2 separate regions of the Homo sapiens genome follow, and region 1 is linked to region 2. Evidence: chromatin loops called from intact Hi-C (ENCODE). Cell type or tissue: gastrocnemius medialis. All regions are shown on one strand. Each heading gives the region's core, and the rest is flanking DNA. Links, peaks and the distances in the headings are about the cores only.

Evidence for each region. A loop is a pair of places that touch in the nucleus more often than their neighbours do. Peaks named below come from ENCODE experiments on the same cell type or tissue, not always from the same donor. Only the 100,000 strongest peaks of a DNase experiment are listed, where the experiment ranks them.
Region 1: it touches region 2 in a loop (5-fold over the local background); 11 of 110 quality-filtered maps call a loop at or near these places.

Annotation. Positions count from the first base shown.
Region 1 is chr12:13,229,475-13,239,447 of GRCh38, reverse strand. No RefSeq gene overlaps it. Among named protein-coding and RNA genes, the nearest start is that of EMP1, 38 kb to the right of the region's middle. In gastrocnemius medialis, for the core only: a CTCF peak has its summit at 5,202; a DNase peak (open chromatin) is centred at 8,787.
Region 2 is chr12:13,018,687-13,028,659 of GRCh38, reverse strand. GPRC5D-AS1 (GPRC5D and HEBP1 antisense RNA 1) reads right to left here. Exons shown (of 3, transcript NR_149067.1): 3 at 6,162-6,646. It also overlaps the pseudogene RPS26P46. Among named protein-coding and RNA genes, the nearest start is that of FAM234B, 21 kb to the left of the region's middle. In gastrocnemius medialis, for the core only: no CTCF peak of the experiment used is centred there; a DNase peak (open chromatin) is centred at 4,315.

The sequences.
Region 1 (9,973 bases), core at 1,162-9,161, 210 kb before region 2:
GTCTTTCCCACTTTCTCCTCTCTCACTCCCTCCATTTTTTTCCCTCTACCTCTCTGTCACTCATTCTCACGGGCTCAATCTCACATAAAAATTAACTCGCAGAATGAGTTAACTTATTTAATCTTCATGGCAACCCAGGGAAAAAAGTATTATTATCAGCCTCATTTCACTGAGGTAAAAAAACTGAGTAAAAAACTGAGGTACAGGAGGTCATACAAGTAACTTAAGGTCATACAACTAGTAAGATTCAGAGCCTGGATTTGAACTCAAGAAGTTTGACTGCAAAGCTTATAATCTTAACCATTGCTACTCTCCATATCTTTGTGATTGCATTGGCTTTGGAAATAAAGGGAAGATCTACAATGACATCTTAAGATGGAGCGGACCAGAAATTGTGGTGCACTGTGGAGAGGCAAGGTGAGCCCAGCAGGAGAAACCTGGGATAATCTGCAGTAAGCCCTTGGCAATGATTTCAGGAGAATATACGCACTTCCTGGGGATGCCTAGAAGCCATCGAGAAGTAGCCTAGAGTTCCCACAGTATCATAGGACAGAGATTTTTAAGGAGAAATTTGCATATGAAAAAGAATGGGTTCTGCTTCTGTGAAATGTGATAATATATGCACGGTGATTTTCACTATGCTTGGATGCTCAGTAATTGGTCACTATATATGTTAAGTCTTCCTGCCCTTTTCTGATACTCTTTCTAACATCCCTTGAAGGGCAGTCCAAATTTTCACTCAATTACCATCATTCAGCTAACATTCACTGTCTGTTACTTGCAGGTCAGCAAGTTGACTCTATGGCACAAGCTTCCCCTTTTCTGGCAATGTTACTTCTGAGCCATGTTTGCAGCCTCCTAAGATGCTTTGCATACTGGAAAATAATTAAACTTACCCACAGATAAATAAACCAGAGTGAATCCATTTTTCTCTATTAATAAAGATTTATGTGAATATTTTTAATGAAGGTAACTGAAAGCAGGTGGAGGAATACGAAGTGTGTACGAAGCAGTTAGTAGTCAACTCGGCAGAGATCGAAGTGTGTCAGACTAAAACAAATATTAGTAAGAACAACATGTGGTCATTTTGCGCCTTTGTAGGAGGAAAGCCAATGAGAAACTTCAGTGTGGAAACATAACTGCTCTCCCACCAAACCCAAAAAGAAGCTAAACTGCTTATCAGGCATGGCGAGTATATGGTATGCGGTCAGCCTTATTAGCATATCTTAATTGAGAATTAGACCGTCATGGCAGAACACATTGTAAGTTTAAAACTTGGGAGACAAAATAATTCATTGAAATTCCCAAGGCACATCTTGTTTCCTACCTATTCCTTGAAATGTTTTCCTTTTTTTTCTCTCTTTGTTTTCCTGTTATTCATTTCTTCCTTCTTTCTTCTACCTTCAGCCATGCTCTCAACTTTCCTGTTCACTATCTAAATCCCTCCTTTTATACAATTATGTTTGTGATATATTTCCGCAATTATCAGAAGTTATTACTTCTTTTCTCTCCCCTCTCTGCTTTATATTGCTTTTCCTTTATCTTTGCCTCCCATTATTCATTCTCATTCATCTTTTTCATTGTCTTTCTCCCCTCTCATTCCCTCTGTCTTTTCCCCTCTACCTCTCTGTCACTCACTCTCACAAGCTCAATCTCACATACAAATTAAATTATTATAAAGAATTTCTTTGCTGGTTACAAATTCCATTCGTGCCCAGGGACTTAGGATTGCATAAGATTGGATGCATCTCACGCCCCGTTGCTCTAAACTGAAAATGTTTTCTTGACCCCCTCTCACTTCACACTACTGGAGGAATAGCATTATCCGTTATCTCCCCAGAGCAGCGATGGGAGGAACATACTGCTGAATATACATTTGGCCATGACTGCATCCATATTATGGAAGACATCATTTGCTCTTAGAACAGAGGACATCAGCACCGGCATTCACAGCCTCATCTGTTAAGTGTGTTTCCCTCATTCTGCAGTTGCTTAGCTCAGACCGGCGAGTACCTGGTGGGCAACCCTTCCTCTGAACTTGGTGGGGAATCATACAATCTGTTGAACTTGGCTCACATATAGCCTAGGAATGGGTACCCCAAATATTCCAGCACTGGTAGTAGTACTGGTAGGTGGTGTGTTTGAAACACAATCTCAAATAAAACAAAGCAACCATATCCCATGGAACTGGCTGTTTATCTCACATACTTGATCTGGTTGGGAGATGAATCAATGAGATCTGAAGTATTTTCCAGGGTACATACACAATGCTGTTGGTCTAGGCCTTGGTGTTATTCTCATGAGTGGTAGTCTAAATTGCAGAGCCATGCAGAGGGACTTATATTTGCCAGGAACGTATTAACTATATACTGCTTTCTGGGTAGTGGCTGGGACTTTGGAATAATTATTCTACAAGTTCACATGAGCATGAAAGATCTGACCCTGGGTGGGTCTTGGGGGCATTTTCTCTTCATGGCAAGCCTTGATAATGCCAAGCTCTAGCTGGCCCCTTAAGAAACCTCTGAGCCTTGGCCAGGGATGATTTTCAAGGTCTCTGACAGATCAGTAGTAAACAAAAAGTATCCCTGGACAGTCAAGAAGAAACCCCAGTTAATTGGTCTTCAAAATACCTAAGATCAGGCCAGGCACAGTGGCTCACACATGTAATCCCAGCACTCTGGGAGGCCTAGGCAGGTGGATTGCTTGAGCCCAGGAGTTCAAGACAAGCCTGAGCAACATGGCAAAACCCATCTCTACAAAAAATACAACAAATTAGCTGGGCATGATGGTGTACACCGGTAGTCCCAGCTACCCGGGAGGCTGAGGTGGGAGGATCGATAGAGCCAAGAAGGTCAAGGCTGCAGTGAGCCGTGATGGTGTCACTGAATTCCAGCCTGGGTGACAGAGTGAGCTGCTGTCTCAAAAAAAAAAAAAAGTAAAGAAAGTACTTAAGATCCAAGCTTGGCCTAGGATTATTCAGAAACCCTAGGGAATGTGGAAACCTGTCCCAATCCCACCAGACTCTAATTACTCTAGAAACTACACTCAGGTATTTAGTTTACACTGCTATAAGCCATAGAACTAACTGTTAACTTTATGACATGTCTTGCTTATTAAGCCACATGGTGCAAGTCAGGGATGTAATATGGTTAATCTCCTTTTTTTAAGTAGGATGTGCCCAAGAGAATATATATATATATATTCCTTCACCCAGAAATAGAGACACAGACCCAGAGACAGGCTCATGCTTAACGCCTACCATGAAACTCCTACCAGTCTCTATGGTGGTAGGATCTCTGACGGAGGTTGGGTCTCTGATGGAGGTTGGGTCTCTGATGAAGGTTGGGTTGTTGGGACCTGGTCTGATGTAGCTCTCTACATGGAATTGACAGTAGATATTCCAAGCTTAGCCACCTGCTGCTATCTTCTGAGCAAGAAGGGGCTCTAATGTATAAAATCTATCAAAGAACATAGAAAGGTTTCCTCTCTGAGCCAGGCAAGTAATCTCCCCAATAGCCAAGAAGAGTAACAGAAGATGTGCACCCTATAATGCTGGTCTTGGGGTGTAGGTGTATGAAACAGAAAAACAGGCCACAAATATGCAACTTCAAATTTAACTTCTTCTGAGGCATTTTTCTGGAAAACCTTCAGCTCTATGGGTATGACTCAATTAGTGTTCACTGAACATTTAACTTATTGGAAATATCGGAAATCAAATAATATTTCCAAATTTCAGGTGAAAAAACTGAGTCAAAAGATCACTAAGAGACACAACAAAGTGACTCAGAAAAAAAGATGAATTTATGTATCTGGTTTCTGAATCTCTAGGACTATTGTGTTCACTACAGAATACTAAATGCTTTGTCTCAAAATCCATTGAAAGATTGTATAGTTGCATAAGCTCCATTCATCTCAGCTACTAGTAACCCACAGTTATCTTGGGATACAAACCAAAGAAATATGAAATGCAACTAAATTTCAAAAAAGAAATAGTGTTGCAGGAATACAATTTCCCAAACACATGTTAGTTAATATTCCAGTATTAACTTTTACACTTTGCCTTTTATCTTGGCATGTCAAAGTACATAAACCATTATTCTAAGATCTTCGCCTTCATTCTCTCAAGATAAAAAAGGAGATTCAGAAATAATTGTGCCCAGTAATCCCCTAAGGAAACTAAAGCTCATAGAATTTCAGTGGAAGCTCTGCTTCCAGTTTAAAGTAACTCTGCACCCCAGGTTGCCCAAGGCCATGCCAATTTCAAAGATTCTGTCCCAATATCACCACATGTGGCCTCTCACTTCTCAGACTAGCCTGACTAGGCTCTGGGAAACATGGACTCTAGCTTCCAATACTCATTGACCCATTTAACAGATGTTAATGACCTACTGTGCACATGACAGGGTTAAAGTAAATAAAACTCCATCATGTCTTGGTGGAAATATGAACAATTATGCCCATTAGCATTGTTCGAGAGGCTAGTAGGCATAATTGCTATATTTCCACCAAGACATAATGGTGCAGGGGAGGGCGGGGCAGGAGGCAGTTCATGGAAGATGGAGCCTTGGAGCTGGCTCTGAGTGGGACAGGATTCAACTGTCAGGTAAAAGTGGGAGCAGAGCACTTCAGGTAGAGAGAACAGCATGAAGGCCGACAGGGCTTTGATGATGTAGAGGCGTAGTTTTGAGGAATGGTCCAGATGCCTTAGGCATGAGCATGCAATGATTGAGGAGGCGGGAGTGTAGAAGAGAGTGAAACTAGAAAGCCAGGTAGAACCCAGGCTTTGAAGTGTCCCGGATGCCAGGCTGAGGAGCTGGGACTTTATTCTTCATACAGTAGGGAGCCATTGCTTGTTTTTAAGCAGAGTGGTGGCCTGAGAAAATATGAACATCAGGAAAATGTATATGTGGAGAAGGAGAATGTGTGGAGGGGAGATCAATTACAAGCTGATATTTTTAGATGGGAGGAGGCAATAAGCCAGATAAGACGCTGGGGTTTGAACGAGGCCAGGCAGTAAGGTCACAGACGGGGATGCAGATTTCAGGAAAGGCTGGATATGGAGACCGTAATTTCTGTGGCCTAGACTTTTTATCTGAACTTGAGGCTGGTGTTTCTCCTCCTGAAACGACTTGAGAATGACCCACAAACAGGTTTCCAATAATGTCCTCCCAACTCCACAATGTGTCATATCAGAAGTGGCCACCAGGAGATGCAGTTACATTAACAACTGTAGTAGAAACCAGAAAAGGAAAAGGTCCTGTAGGGGTGCAGATGCAGAGAATTAGAGCAGAACATGGATGGGAAGGGTGAGGGGCAGTAGGGCTGTCCAGGTGGGAGAGACTTGGCCCAATGCATGGAATTTTTACAGTTTCAGGAAACGGGCCAGAGACGATGGAAAATTGCATTAATGTTGTTACTACTACACAGCATACCATGCACATGTGCTATGAGCATTTCTATTGTTTCTAATCTATATGTGAATTGTAAACAAGGACTAGGCATAATCTCATCTTATAGCCAACAAAACCAAGTCTGAGTTACACACATATTGCATCTCAGTGAATAAATTTCTCAGATACTATATATATGCCAAGCACTTGACATGCGGTGTGTGACCAAGACAACCCTGCCTCATGAAGCATATGTGACACAAGGGAGTGGGAGATAAACAAAGACCAAGTGAGCAAACCAATGAATAGGACAATTCACTAATGGTAACTGCTATGAAGGTAACAGCATGGTAGTATTGTAAAGTATAGCAGGAATAGTGGGCCTGGGAGGCCTTCATTTATTTCATAAACGAAAGCCTCTCTAAGCAGGTGCCACTGAGTTGGCATCTGAATGATGAGAATAAACCAATCAAGTGAAGACCTGCAGAAAGAGGACTGCAGGCAGGGAGAACAGCAGGTACAAAAACCCAGTGGAGAGAATAACCTTGACATTCTCCTGGGACAGTAAGGGCTGAGTGGGCTGGGCACTGTGGCTCATGCCAGTAATCCCAGCACTTTGGGAGGCCGAGGTGCACAGATCGCTTGAGCTTAGGAGTTCAAGACCAGCCTGGGCAACATGGCAAAACCCCATCTCTACTAAAAATACAGAAATCAACTGGGCATAATGACGTGTGCCCATAGTCCCTGCTACTCAGGAGGCTGAGGTGGAAGGATCAGTTGAGCCCAGGAGATTGAGGCTGCAGTGAACCATGATTGCGCCACTGCACTCCAGCCTGGGAGACAGAGTGAGACCCTGTCAGAAAGAAAGGGAAAGAAGGCGAGGGGAGGGGAGGGGAGAGGAGAGGAGGGGAGGGGAGGGGGAGGGGAGGGGAGGGGAGGGGAGGGGAGAAGGGAAGGCCAGGGTGGGCTGGGCACAGTGAGTGAGGAATGACTGGTAAAAGACGAATTGGAGGGGTGGGGCGGCCAGAGCCCAATTGGCCATGAAAGTGATTACAAGGAATTTAGATTTTTTTACAGGGAGTTATTCCAACTTAGGTCCAGACCCATACCTAACATGTTTGAGGCCCAAAACAAGAGTTTAAAGGGAAACCCTAGGCTATCTTATAAAGGTTCTTCATCCTCTGTGCCCACTATTCCAGTGTAAATGTCCCCAGAAAGACACACGAGAGCTCATGCCCATGAACACCTAGTGGGCTGCTGAATGCCAGTGAAGATTGGTTGAGCATACGAGGAGGCCAAGATATTTTCAGCTGGCAGCAGAAAGGTCAAGTGAAATGGATTGCAAGGGGGTATGTCCCCAGGACAAACTTCACCCACTGCACTTATGTCTGGAGCAGAATGTGCTGTGAGAGGTGGAGACAAGATAAGAGTCCAGCTTGACCTACTGGTGAAAGAATAGATGAGGGAAAGTATATTAGTTATCTATTGCTGTGTTACAAACTTCTCCAGACTTAGCGGTGTAAAGCAACAGTAAGTATTTCTTATCTCATACAGTTTCTATGGGTCAGGAATCCACAAGCGGCTTGGCTGAGCAGTTCATGTTTAGTATCTCTTATGAGGCTCCAGTCAAGATCTTGGCCAGGGCTGCCGTCATCTGAAGGCTTGACTGGGGCTAGAGGATCTGCTTCTAAAATGGTCCACTCACCTGGCTGGCAAGATGAATGAAGCAGGAGGCCTCTGTTACCAGAGTTCTCCACTGGGCTGCCTAGGAGTCCCCATGTGTATTAGCCTGTTTTCACGCTGCTGATAAATACATACCTGAGACTGGGAAGAAAAAGAGGTTTAATTCAACTTATAGTGCCACATGGCTGGGGAGGCCTCAGAATCATGGCAGGAGGTGAAAGGCACTTCTTACATGGAGGTGGCAAGAGAAAAATGAGAAAGAAGCACAAGCAGAAACCCCTGATAACACCATCAGATTTCGTAAGACTTATTCACTATCACAAGAATAACACGGGAAAGACCAGCCCCCATGATTCAGTTACCTCCCCCTGGGTCCCTCCCACAACAAGTGGGAATCCTGGGAGCTAAAATTCAAGTTGAGATTTGGGCGAGGACACAGACAAATCATATCACCATGGCATGGCAGCTGGCTTTCCCCAGATCAATGAGGGTGCAAGGCTGCTGTGTGTTTTATGCTCTAACCTCAGAAGTCCCTCTACAATATTCTACTGGTTACATAGGTCAGCCTTATCCAAGTGGGAAGAACTACACAAGGGCCTGATCACCAGGAAATGAGAATCCGTGTGGGTGATCGTAGAGCCTGGCTTCCACAGGAAGTAAGAACATTTATCAAGAGTACGTAATCTTACTACAATATCTCCTTTTATTCTTCCAACAACTATAGGAATTAGTTACCACCTTTCCTTATAAGAAAGACTAGGCTCAGAGAACTTCAGTAAAAGTTGCCCCAAAGTCAGTTATTACGTGGCAGAGCTAACTGTCAAACATAGATCTGACTGACTCCAAAATCACAAACTGTTAAACTACATAACGCTCTCTTCCTAGGTGAAAAGAAAAAGCATGTTGTTAGGTGAGCATTCAGGTTGAGCAGAAGAAAAGATAAGTGAAATGACCCCCAGGATTCTAGCTCTATCTGTGAATACTTGGGCAAGTTACTTAACCGTTTTGTGCTTCAATTTACTTATCTCCAACATGGGACTAATACTGGTACCTACTTAGAGAGTTGTAAGGATGAAAGGAGCTTACAGTTGCAAAGTGTTTAAAATGATGCCTGGCACATAGTATGTGTCATATGGGTATTTTTATAAATAAACCAGTCAAAATCTTGATCAATAAACCAGTAGTACTGACATCTCTCCATATTTTCATTCCCGCTCAAGTAATTCTCTAATCTGCCTTACACTTTGAAACTCTTTGTCCACATTAATCTTGATTTTTTTGTAAAGATGAGGCCTCACCACATTGCCTACGCTGGTCTTGAACTCCTGGACCCAAAGTGATCCTCCTGCCTCAGCCTCCCAAAGTGCTGGGATTACAGGCGTGAGCCACCATACCCCACATCAATCTTTATCTGAAAGTTCCAAGAAGATGGAGTTGTCTGGATTGCAGTAGGTAACAATGACCAACCATTGTAAATATCTATCATAAGCATTAGAATGGTTTTCCAGCATGTCTCTCTCCTGCCTCCATCGTGAGCCAGCAAAAAACTTGTCTTTTTCTTTTCAAGTCCCCTGTGACTTGCACAACATCCAGTTCACAAATAAATGAAGGACACACACATACGGTATTAATAATACTATTTTTGGTGATGATATAATGGCTCCCAGATGCACCAAGGGGGCTCCTGGAACATCTTTCCATAGGCGGGGCTGCTCCCCAGCATCTGGATGGGCCCTCCTCCCACTGTGGGCTCCTCCTACCAAGGAAGGGCTATTTTTAAACTTGGGTGGGTAGATGACTAGCCACCTTATTTCCAAAGGGTGGCTGAGAATACGACGGCCATGACCTTTTGGACTAGAGCAAAAATATATGCATGACAAGGGAAATCCTGTACCCTTTTCTGGCTTTGTCCTTTACCACCATCCTTCCCGGTTCCAGTTTGTTCACATTGCCTTCTTGCAAGCTAAAAAAAAAAAAAAAAAAAGGAAGAGAAGGAAGGAAGGAAGGAAAAAAGGAGGGAGGGAGGGAGGAAAGAAGGAAGGTAGGAAAGAAGGAAGGAAGGAAGGAGAAGGAAGGAAGGAAGAAGGAAAATTTTTGAATGTGTTATCCATACTTTTTATAAAAGCCCATCGTTTTTTGTTACATCAGGAAGCCTGTGAAGGGGCTGAGAGCCTTGGGAATCATAATAGCAACATAATGAAAGCAAGTCAGGATTTAGTTATTCTGCAGTAAAAACACATTTTTGCTTAATATCATTTAAAACAAAATGTCATTTTTGCAAAATGTAAGGAAGTACTACAGAGCATCAGAACAATCTTATGAGACTCCCATATAATTTTTAACTGGTTTACCTCCTTCCTAATTTACTAATGAAAAGGATTATAAAACACGACCATGTTATACCTTCTGTCCTTTTTTGAAAAGTAAAATTGAATCTCTTTTATAATAAAATCGAAAGGGTAAATTAATGACTTTCATTCCCCCTCCCCCCGCTCAAAAAAAAAAAAAAACTTTTTTGATGAAATGACCTTGATCTAACCTGTTCTGTCTATGGGCTTTAACAGCATCAAGAGTATGTCTAACAGGGCGTGAGCAGGATAGTGATATTTTGGCATAAGAGCCCTGGTGTCCCCAGTGGCTCACAGTGGGAAATCTGCCAGTCTTCAATACCTGATTTCTGTCTCAGGCAGCCTTCCTTCCTGCTGAAGAGATCTGAGACCTGCAAAGTAGAACGCTAAGTCTTTCCCTGACATCTAGTGTCAACGTGTGAAATGAAAGACTGGAAATCAGACACCCACTAGGACAAGGATTTTAATTTATTTGTTAACTGGGTTAACGAGTAGCATTCCTCAAGGTTGCCTCTTGGTCTAGTAACCCTGAGAGGTCCATCAGGGAATAGC
Region 2 (9,973 bases), core at 1,110-9,109:
GAGCTATGATCACACTCCTGTACTCCACCCTGAGCGACTCCAGACTGAGCAAGACTCTGTCTCAAAACAAAAAAGAAATTCCCCTTCCCTTTGCGTTAAGTACATGAAGTTTTGTCATTTTACTGCAAAAGGTTTTCCTTTGAGGCTAATATTTACTTCTGCAATCAAGCCTTACATTCCCTAGAGAGGTATTTCTTTATGGAGTTAATTCCTCCTGCCTCTCACAAATGTTTTCTCTCTCACTGCATGGGCTTTAGGTCTTTAAAGACCTTAGATATGGACTCTAAAAGCTGAGGAAATTTCCATTTCCACTAGTAGAGGCTTAAAGACCAAGAATGGCAATTTTCATTATTTTTCTATAGGTATTTTGTCATGAAAGAAATGGCTATTTTTAGAGAAGTGAATGTACTGGGGGTTACTTCAACCTATCTCATCACAGAACTCACTTCATGTTTTTCTACATTGGTTGGCCTGAAAAACCTGAAGTATGTTCTTATTTCTAAGAATGAAGCTATTTTCCTCATTACAAGGCCAACCTTAAATAACAGTAAACATTTTAAAGAAAGGATTTTTGCATGAAGTTTTTCTGCCTGTCTCATATAATTGCTTTCAAATTCTCTTTTTAACCTTAATTTTAATCCTCCGTTTCTGTTCTCTTGTCAGATAAATTGTTGAATATATTTTCCTCCACTCCCCAGTCTTAAAGACCAGGCATTCAAGAGTTTATTTGCTTCTGTTATGAATGTATTCCTTTTTACACCTTAGCCTTACAGATCTGTGGATTTCTTCTCTCTTTTAGTGAATGTGCAAAAAATACAAACTGGCAACATAGAAAAGAAGAGATACAACTGGGACCAATGACCAGATACTACTTTTTCAGATTATTTTTATAATGTTTTAATTTAAAAAGGGATAAAAATATATGGTTCATTTTATTCTATTTTATTTTTATTTTATTATTTTATTTTATTTTATTTTTGAGACAGGGTCTTGCCCTGTGACCCAAGCTGGAGTGCAGTGGTACAATCTTGGCTCACTGCAACCTCCACCTCCCAGGCCCAAGCCTCCCACCTCTACCTCCAGGGTAGCTGGGACCACAGGCAGGTTTCTTTTAATTTTCTCTTTTTGTGTGTATTTTTCAATGAAATAAAATATAATTTATTAATATATGTGCAAAATGAATTTCAGCTATTTCAAATAATGACATAGATCTAAATGTACTAATAATATATAAACATACCAATCATAAGTTTCAGATATATAGAGATGTAATTATCTCTCTACGTATATCTGAAATATGTATGCATTCAATATATGTGTGTATATGTAAAAATGTTAATTTGTGTTTTTAAAGTCTGGAAAGATAAATACTAAACTGTCAAGAGCCGTTATCTCTGGGAGGTATGCTGCCTTGCACCCATGAAGGGAAGGTTCTGCTATCACAGGGGAACTTTCACTTTTGACTCCTTTTTCATCTGTATTGGTAGATAATAAACATACTTCCTGTAAAAAATTGTTTAAAAGCCACCAGTACAAAAATAGAAAACAAAATACAGAGTATACTAAGGACATAGTCAATCAAGAGAAACTATATAAAAATGTAGATATTAATTTTCATCAGAAAACTTTTCTAAGATCTATTTAAGTTGTATTAACTTCCAATTATGTCATCTAGTTTAATTTTATAAACTACCTCTCCTGTTTATTTTAATGTTCATCGTATTTAACTTTGTAGGTGTTTATGCTTGACTTTATAATATTAAAACATTTTCTCTGCATAACTGTAGTGAATCATACAAGATTGAAGAGAAATAATCTGTGATGAACTTGGTATCTTTCCCCTTGTTTACCGTAGGCTGGGGAAATGTAGCTCTTGAGGAAATACTATACATGTTTACCCAAGGCAGAATTTCAGAAAGGTTTTAGAGTTAAAGCATGTCTTCACATGGAATACTTTTTGTTTCCTGGCAAGTAGTCAGTTCTTTATTTTCTTCCCCAGTATGCAGTTCCCAGCTTTGCTGAATCCCTATTTTCCCCAGTCTGAGTCTAATCAGAATCAACCTCCTTGGAATAGTTTCACAGGACATTTGAAAGAGATGATAAATCAGTTTCCCCATCTTTTTTCTCTTAAAAAAATATTCTTTCCCCTTGTTTAATTTTGAAAATCTAATAGAACTTTGAGTTCCTGCAAAGATGGAAAACTGGCATCGGTTACTGGCTTTCTTCCCCAGAATCAAACAAGGAGAAGCTCAGAAGGAAACATAGATTCCAGGAACTAATTACATCAACAGTAAGAAACCCTGGGAGAGGGAAGCTCTGCACCTGAAGGTTGGGGGGAAGAAGGGTTGACTGTAGCCCAGAAGAGAATACTGGCAGGGGACAAAGTTAGCGAGAACAAGATTGCATTTTCCTCTGCCCCTTTCCTACTCTGCTTGGAGACAATGATTGCCTACCTGTTCACCATGGAAATCAGTGAAACAGGAGTCCAGGGGCTCAAAACAGGCAACCCAAATCTCCTACATTTAGGAGTTAATAAAATCAGGGGAGAAATGACCAGCCTAGAGCGTTTACTCTTCCATTCCTTCACCAAACTCCCCGGGTATTAACTTCCAAATTATATGTCTAGCCTGGATCTCACCCTTGAATTCTAGACTAGGGTATCCAAAACTGCCTATTTGTAGTTCTTCTTGCATGTCTAATAGACATCTCAAGCAAAATATGTCCACTAAATTTCTGATATTTCCCCCAAAATTTGTTCCTTTTGCAGTCTTCCACATTGCAATGAGTGATAAATCTATCCTTCTAGTTAAGGACTCCATTACTTTCCAAATCTGCTTGCACCGTCTTCAATTTATATCTCAATAAATTCACAAAAAGAATTGTGAAGCTCTAGAAAGGAATACAATCTCTAAGCATCATTACAAAGTGAATTCCATGAAGCATGATTAAGTGAAAAAAAGCAAGGAGCAGATTAAGGTGTATAGTATTCTACCTTTTACCTAAGAAAGGAAGGAATGCGAATATATCTATCTATACATATATATAGTTTTTTTTAATGGAAGAATAACGGGCTAGGTACAGTGACTCATGCCTGTAATCCCAACATTTTGGGAGGCCGAGGTGGGAGGATTGCTTGAGCCCAGGGGTTCAAGGTTACAGGGAGCTGTGATTGTGCCATTACACTCTATCCTGGGTGACAGAGCAAGACCCTGTCTCTACAAAAACAAACAAACAAAAAACTGGAAGAATAAATTAAACTCTAATGAAAAATGGAAGGAAAAAACAAGTTGGAATAGGGTTAGAAGTTAGTTAAACTTCTCTGAATATACTTTGTTTTAGAGCTTTTGACTTACAAACCACATAAATGGTTTACATAATTAAAAAATAAAATTAAATCAAGGTGGGAAAATATCCGTTCCTAAAAATTGGAAACAAAATTAATACTAAGTTGATGGTTTAACTATTAACATATAGAGAACGTGACATCCAATTAATTCAATAACTTCAAAACATATTAATTTGACTGTACCCTCCTAGCGGGATATATTCTAAGGGAAAAGTAGAATTGCAAAGAAATCTTAAATTGTATTCAGGGATCATATTGTTAATAACAATATTGATATAGTGAGTATGAAACTATTATACACACGTAGATGATAGGGTATAGCAAATAAGTAATTTTGTAATGATGTTTGAAACAATTATATATACAAATAGAACAGGTTAAACTGTGTTAAATTAAGTTAAAGCTGCCTCCTTATGTATTTTAAGTTTGACCTAAAGGTTTCTCCTTATATAGTGAACTGTAACCTAACTGGATATGTAAACAGACTGTAACCTATCACAGGTCGCCAACTGTTGAAACCATGTTCAAACACTGAGCTGTAACCAATCCAGCTGTTTCCGTACCTCACTTCTGTTTTCTGTCCACCACTTTCCTTTTTCTGTCCATAAATATTATCCAACCACGTGACAGCTCCACAGTTGCTCCAAATCTATTCTGGATCCAGGAGATGGGAACGCTGCCTGATTTGTGAATCGCTCTTTGCTCAATTGAACTGTTTAATATGTCTAAAATTTTTCTTTTAACAAGCAAATAAGTAATTATGTTAATTAGTAAGAGTAAAGAAGTGCAAATATAAAATCAAAGAAGGTAGGTAAAGAAAAACTGTAATATTTTATTTGAATTAGAAATATGAGTACTAATTCATGAGGTATTTCTCTTTTTCATTAAACAAAAACATATTTCTAGCTCTGTCCAGGGAACAGGACTTCATACATTGACCAACCCAACAGCAACGAGGACCTCTAGTGCCAGATCGTGATCTCTGAAGGGCTCCTTGGGAAAATGGATGATTTCATGTCTGGAGCAGGAATGAGCCTAGAAGACTTTGTCATACTAGAAAACAAGAAAGCTACTAAAGTCTGCTGGATTCATGTTAAAAGGTCACAGGAACCAATTTGAAGGCACTCACAATAGCCAAAATGGGACATTATCAATAAGAATAATGAGTACAACAGACAGACTTAAATATGTTAAAATCCATAAGTTCATAATGATACTTTAAAAAAAGTCTCATTGATCATCTCTAAAGGATAAAAAAGAACCAAATGCTTTTTCCAAAAATGGAAATGTGAGAGTTATATCCCATGGGACAATCCTCGGCCAGCAACATGTAGGAGTCAGCGGTAAATATTCCCTTCTTCCCCTTCAAGTAGATGATTCTTAAGTGCGCTGCACATGACTTCCCAGACGGTCCCTAACAAGGATTAATCTCCAGTTCTCCACAGTGCCATCCACTCAGTAAGGTGCTCTTAAGTTATCTTTCCCTCCTTTCCTGCTTCATTCTTCCCTCATTCTTCTTTGGAGAATCATTTTCCAAAATAATGACCATCACACAAGCCTTGTCTCAGGCTCAGCGCTTTGAAGAAACCTAAGCTAAACAGTTGGTACTAGAAGTAGCTCTACATAATGGAATACTAGTCAGCCTTGAAAACAGAACAAGGGAATCCTGTCATTTGCAATAACATGGATGAACCTGGATGACATTTTGTTAAATGAAATAAGCCAGACCCAGAAAGACAAATACCACATGAACTCACTTATATGTGAAATCTAAAAAAATCAAACTCATTGAGGCAGAGAGTAGAATGGTGAGGGGTAGGTGGATCATTAAGGAGGATGTCAGTCAAAAGATATAAAATTTCCATTTCATAAGAGGAATAAGTTTAAGAGATCTATCACAGAATATAATGATGTTAGATGGTGATTGTGGAACATGAGTATGGTTATAACAACATGTGGTGTACTTGAAAATTGCTAAGAGTAGATTTTATGTGTTCTTGCCACAAAAAATAAGTATATGAGATAAAACATATGTTAATTCACTTGGAACTTAATGTCCTGATAAGAACACTTGGAGTCAGTCCTAAAATGCTGTTGGGATGACTCCTCGAGGCTTGGATACAGTGTCAGTCTCCCGTGAGATAGAGATGCTGGAATTGCCTCAACAGAGTATTGAGAAAGGTGTCAACAAGTCCAGAAAAGTATAAATATTAAAATCCTTTGTGATGTGAATCAGAGAACCTACCACCTGACTAGGTCCCCCAGGAAGGCCCAAGTAATAACCGGTACATAATAACAGTGGTGGTGAGGCGCCAGCATCTTTTGAGGTCAGCCATAAGTGTCCCTCAGTACATCTGTATATCACATTTGAGAGAAAGAGATTTTGCAATGGAATTGTGCTATTATCAACGGGGATGATAAGATTCAAGAATAGCAGAGACCAGATGGTGGCGTCTAATCTTAAGAGTCAAGAGGAACATAATTACTGTAATACAGACCAAAGCTAGAGTGACAGTCAAGGTTTCTTGACCTACTAGGATCTGTGGCAATGGCTAATAAGAGCAATACAGAAGGGCAACCAATTAGACTACTGCTTGGTTTATATGACCACACAAAAATTGAAAGCTAGTGAGCAAAAGGCTGATGTCAGTCACCAAATGGGTAATTACAATCCTTTGTTTCAGATCTTAGGCCAGTTCTCAGAACCAAAGCCTACTGATTGAAAAGGAAGTCTAACCTCCTTGATAAGGAATCCTGCAATGCCACTGCAAATACATACAATAAGCATGGTTGCATTCCCTCCCCAAAGGGACCTGCAGCCTTTTCCCAGATACACTAGGGAAAACGGAAATACCCAGATTTTTGAGGGCTATTAGACACACAGTCTTAGCTGATAATTCTGCCAGGGGGCCTGAAATGCCAGCATAGTCCCCAAGTTAGAGCAGAAGCTTATGAAAGCCAGGAGATATATGGAGTCCCAGTCCAAGTCTACTTCACATGGGCTACATAAACCTACCAGTGATGGTTAGGCCCCTGAGTGCATAATTGGGATGGTTATAATTAAAAACTGGAAAAGTCCTCAGATTTCTCTCTTGACCTGTTGAATAGAGCTATTATGGTAAAAATGGCCAAGTGGAAGCCTCTAAGCTCACCCATATCTTCTCTTCCAGCCATGATGGTATATCAGAAGGAAAGCCACATCTTGGAAAGAATTACAGAAATTAGTGCCACCTTTAAAAAAGGAAAGGAGGCAGGGATAGTGGTCTCCATAACATTCCAGTTTAATTTGCTTTTCTGGCCCTGAAAGAAAGAAAAAGAAAAAAATTAACTGGCTGCTGGACTACTACTATGAACTTACAAAAATTGAACCGTTATTGTAGTCCCATACCCAGCTGCTATACCATTGCCATTGCAAACCAGATACATTGCAATATGGCACATGTTACTGAAATAGACAACACAGCTCTGTATTGCTTGGTCTACATTATTGAGTTGGCAAGGGCGTTCTTTTCAATCCTCAGCAAGAAAGAGGGCCAAATGTTTTTCAGGTTTTTGCTTTTAATGTGAGATGAGCAGCAACTCCTTTACTGTTTTGCCCCAGGGCTCTGTTAACTATCCTACTCTTTGGCATATTTCACCACGGAGCAGCACTTTCACCTGACCCAGAACTCAAAGAGCTGAAGGAGTCTCCAGTCTGTACCTCCAAGACGACAAAGAAAAGAAGGAACAATGGTCGTGCCAAAATGGGCCATGGCCACATGCAGCTTATTTGCTGCACGAACTGTGCCCAATGCGTGCCCAAGGACAAGGCCATTAAGAAATTCGTCATTTGAAACATAGTGGAGGCTGCAACAGTCAGGGACATTTCTGAAATAAGCATCTTCGATGCCTATGTGCTTCCCAAGCTGTATGTGAAGCTGCATCACTGTGTGGGTTGTGCGATTCACAGCAAAGTAGTCAGGAATTGACCTCGTGAAGCCCATAGTGACCAAACACCCCCACCCAGATTTAGACCTGCGGATGCTGCCCCACGACCCCCACCAAGCCCATGTAAGGAGCTGTTTTTTGTTGTTGTTGTTGTTGTTGTTGTTGTTGTTGTTGTTGTTTTTGAGACAGAGACTTGCTCTGTCACCCAGGCTGGGGTGCAGCGGCGCGATCTCGGCACACTGCAAGCTCCGCCTCCCGGGTTGACGCCATTCTCCTGCCTCAGCCTCCCGAGTAGCTGGGACTACAGGCGCCCGCCACCACGCCTGGCTAATTTTTTGTATTTTTAGTAGAGACAGGGTTTCACCGTGTTAGCCAGGATGGTCTCGATCTCCTGACCTCGTGATCTGCCCGCCTCGGCCTCCCAAAGTGCTGGGATTACAGGCATGAGCCACCCCGCTCGGCCTAGGAGCTGCGTTCTTAAAGACTGAAGACAGACTATTCTCTGGAGAATAATAAAATGGGAATTATACTTAAAAAAAAAAATGAGCTGAAGGAGCTGAGGATCCACGCCAACAAGGTAAATCAGCAGATCAGTGATAATGTGTCTGGGTTGCAATGGCAATTGATGCCCTACACTGTCCTTTAGAGCATTAAAGGTGACTGCTTCTTCATTTCCACACTTAAAATCTTGAACAAATTTCTTTTGTGGCCAGCTCCAACCTGGAACCACACAAGGAAGGAAATTCTGAGAATTGTTTGACTTTAGCTGGGTTAAAACAGCATACAACCATGACGTCAACTTTCTTGAGTACAGTGAAAATTATCTCAGACAGTAGTTTTCAAATTTTATTGTGCAAAAGATTCACCAGACATTCTGATTGTCTGTTGCTGTATAATAATCCTCCTTCACACGAATGCCATAAAACAGCCATTTTATTATACCTAAGGATTCTATGGGTCAAGAATTCCGACAAAGCGCAGTGAGGATAGCAAGTCTCTGCTTCACAATGTCTGGGCGATGCCACTGGAAAGGTTTAAGCAGTTGGGGATGTCTCAAATGTCTGCGGATGAAGTCTTCTTCACTGACATGTCTGGTACCTGGGCTAGGATGATTCGAATGTTGGGCTTAACTGGGATTATCAACCAAGCTTTTTCATGTGGCCTCTCCATGTGGCTTAGGTGTTCTCACAGCATGGCAGCCTTCTTACATGATGGCCCAGGGCTCCAAGGGCAAGTGTACCGGCAAACAATGCAGTAGCTGCACGGCCTCTCTGACTTAACTCAAAAGTCATGCTCCGTCATTTCTGCCACCTTCTATTAGTTATATAAGTGAGTGGCTGAAGCAAGTCCAGATTCAAGGGGAAGTGGAGGTAGACCCCACCTCTCAATGGAAAGAACATCAAAGAACTTGAGGTCATCTATCACACTGAAACCTTCAAAATGCAGATTCCATCTTTTCAATTAAATACGGTGGTATAAAAGCAGAATTTCTCTATTGCCTCTTAGAAAATTATCCAAAAATAGCAAGGAGAAGGAGAAACGCAAATACAAACATAATACTTAACAGTTAAAACCTTGAACCTCAAAGTATGCAAAAGAATGCCAAAGGTAGAGAAGATTAAGCAGGGATTCAAAAAAATTCAGAGAGGGAGCAATCACTCAGGATTGTACATCTCAGAAAGAAGTGGCAAAGACATTTCACCAAGGTTAAGGGCATGCACTGAAGTACAAAATCAAAATCACTTGTTTGCACCAATGGGAGCTGGGATGCACAGGTCGATTTTTAAAAATTATGTAGGTTTAAAAGAAGAATCCCTTGATGCAGCCATATTCACTTCCTCCACATTCTCTTCCTCTTCTCCTCCTTCTCATCATCTGTCCATGGAGTATTAAGAAAAGAGACAATTTACATTGGGAACAGATTTTATCTGGTTGGGTGTGGGAAAGGCTAAATAAACTCCCATATAAACCTGAGAATTGTTTCTTAAAATTTCCATAGCTTGAAACACATTCTTGCCCCTTTTCCACATTGACTTACCATGAATCGCTGATACAGTAAACACTGTATTCATTTTAAACTAAGTATTCAAGGGCTGGGCACAGTGGCTCATGCCTGTAATCCCAGCACTTTGGGAGGCAGAGGTGGGTGGATCACTTAAGGTCAGGAGTTCGAGACCAGCTTGGCCAACATGGTAAAACCCCATCTCTACTAAAAACACAACAATTAGCCAGGCGTGATGGTGCATGCCTGTAATTCCAGCTACTTGGGAGGCTGAGGAAGGAGAATCCCTTGAACCCAGGAGGCGGAGGTTGCAGTGAGCCGAGATCACAAAACTGCACTCCAGCCTGGGTGACAGAGCAAGATTCAGTCTCAAAAAAACAAAACAAAAAAAAAACAAGTTTTCAAAATAGAACCAACACAGGAGCTGTCTAGAAATATAAGAGGAAAAAAAATCAAGAAAAGGAACAGAAAAAGAATGGGCCAAAAAACACCAGAAAAAATATCCCTATAGAGCAGGTGAAAATTTAGGCCAAATATTTTGTCATGAATTATAAAAATTTAATGAAACAATTATCACTGTAGAACAAAACTAAAAAGCAGAAATACAAAAACTCAACAGAGCTCAGTTAGAAGCAGAAATAAAAATATCAGAGAAATGAAAAAAATGAGGGAAAGAATAGACTACGGAAACTGAAAAA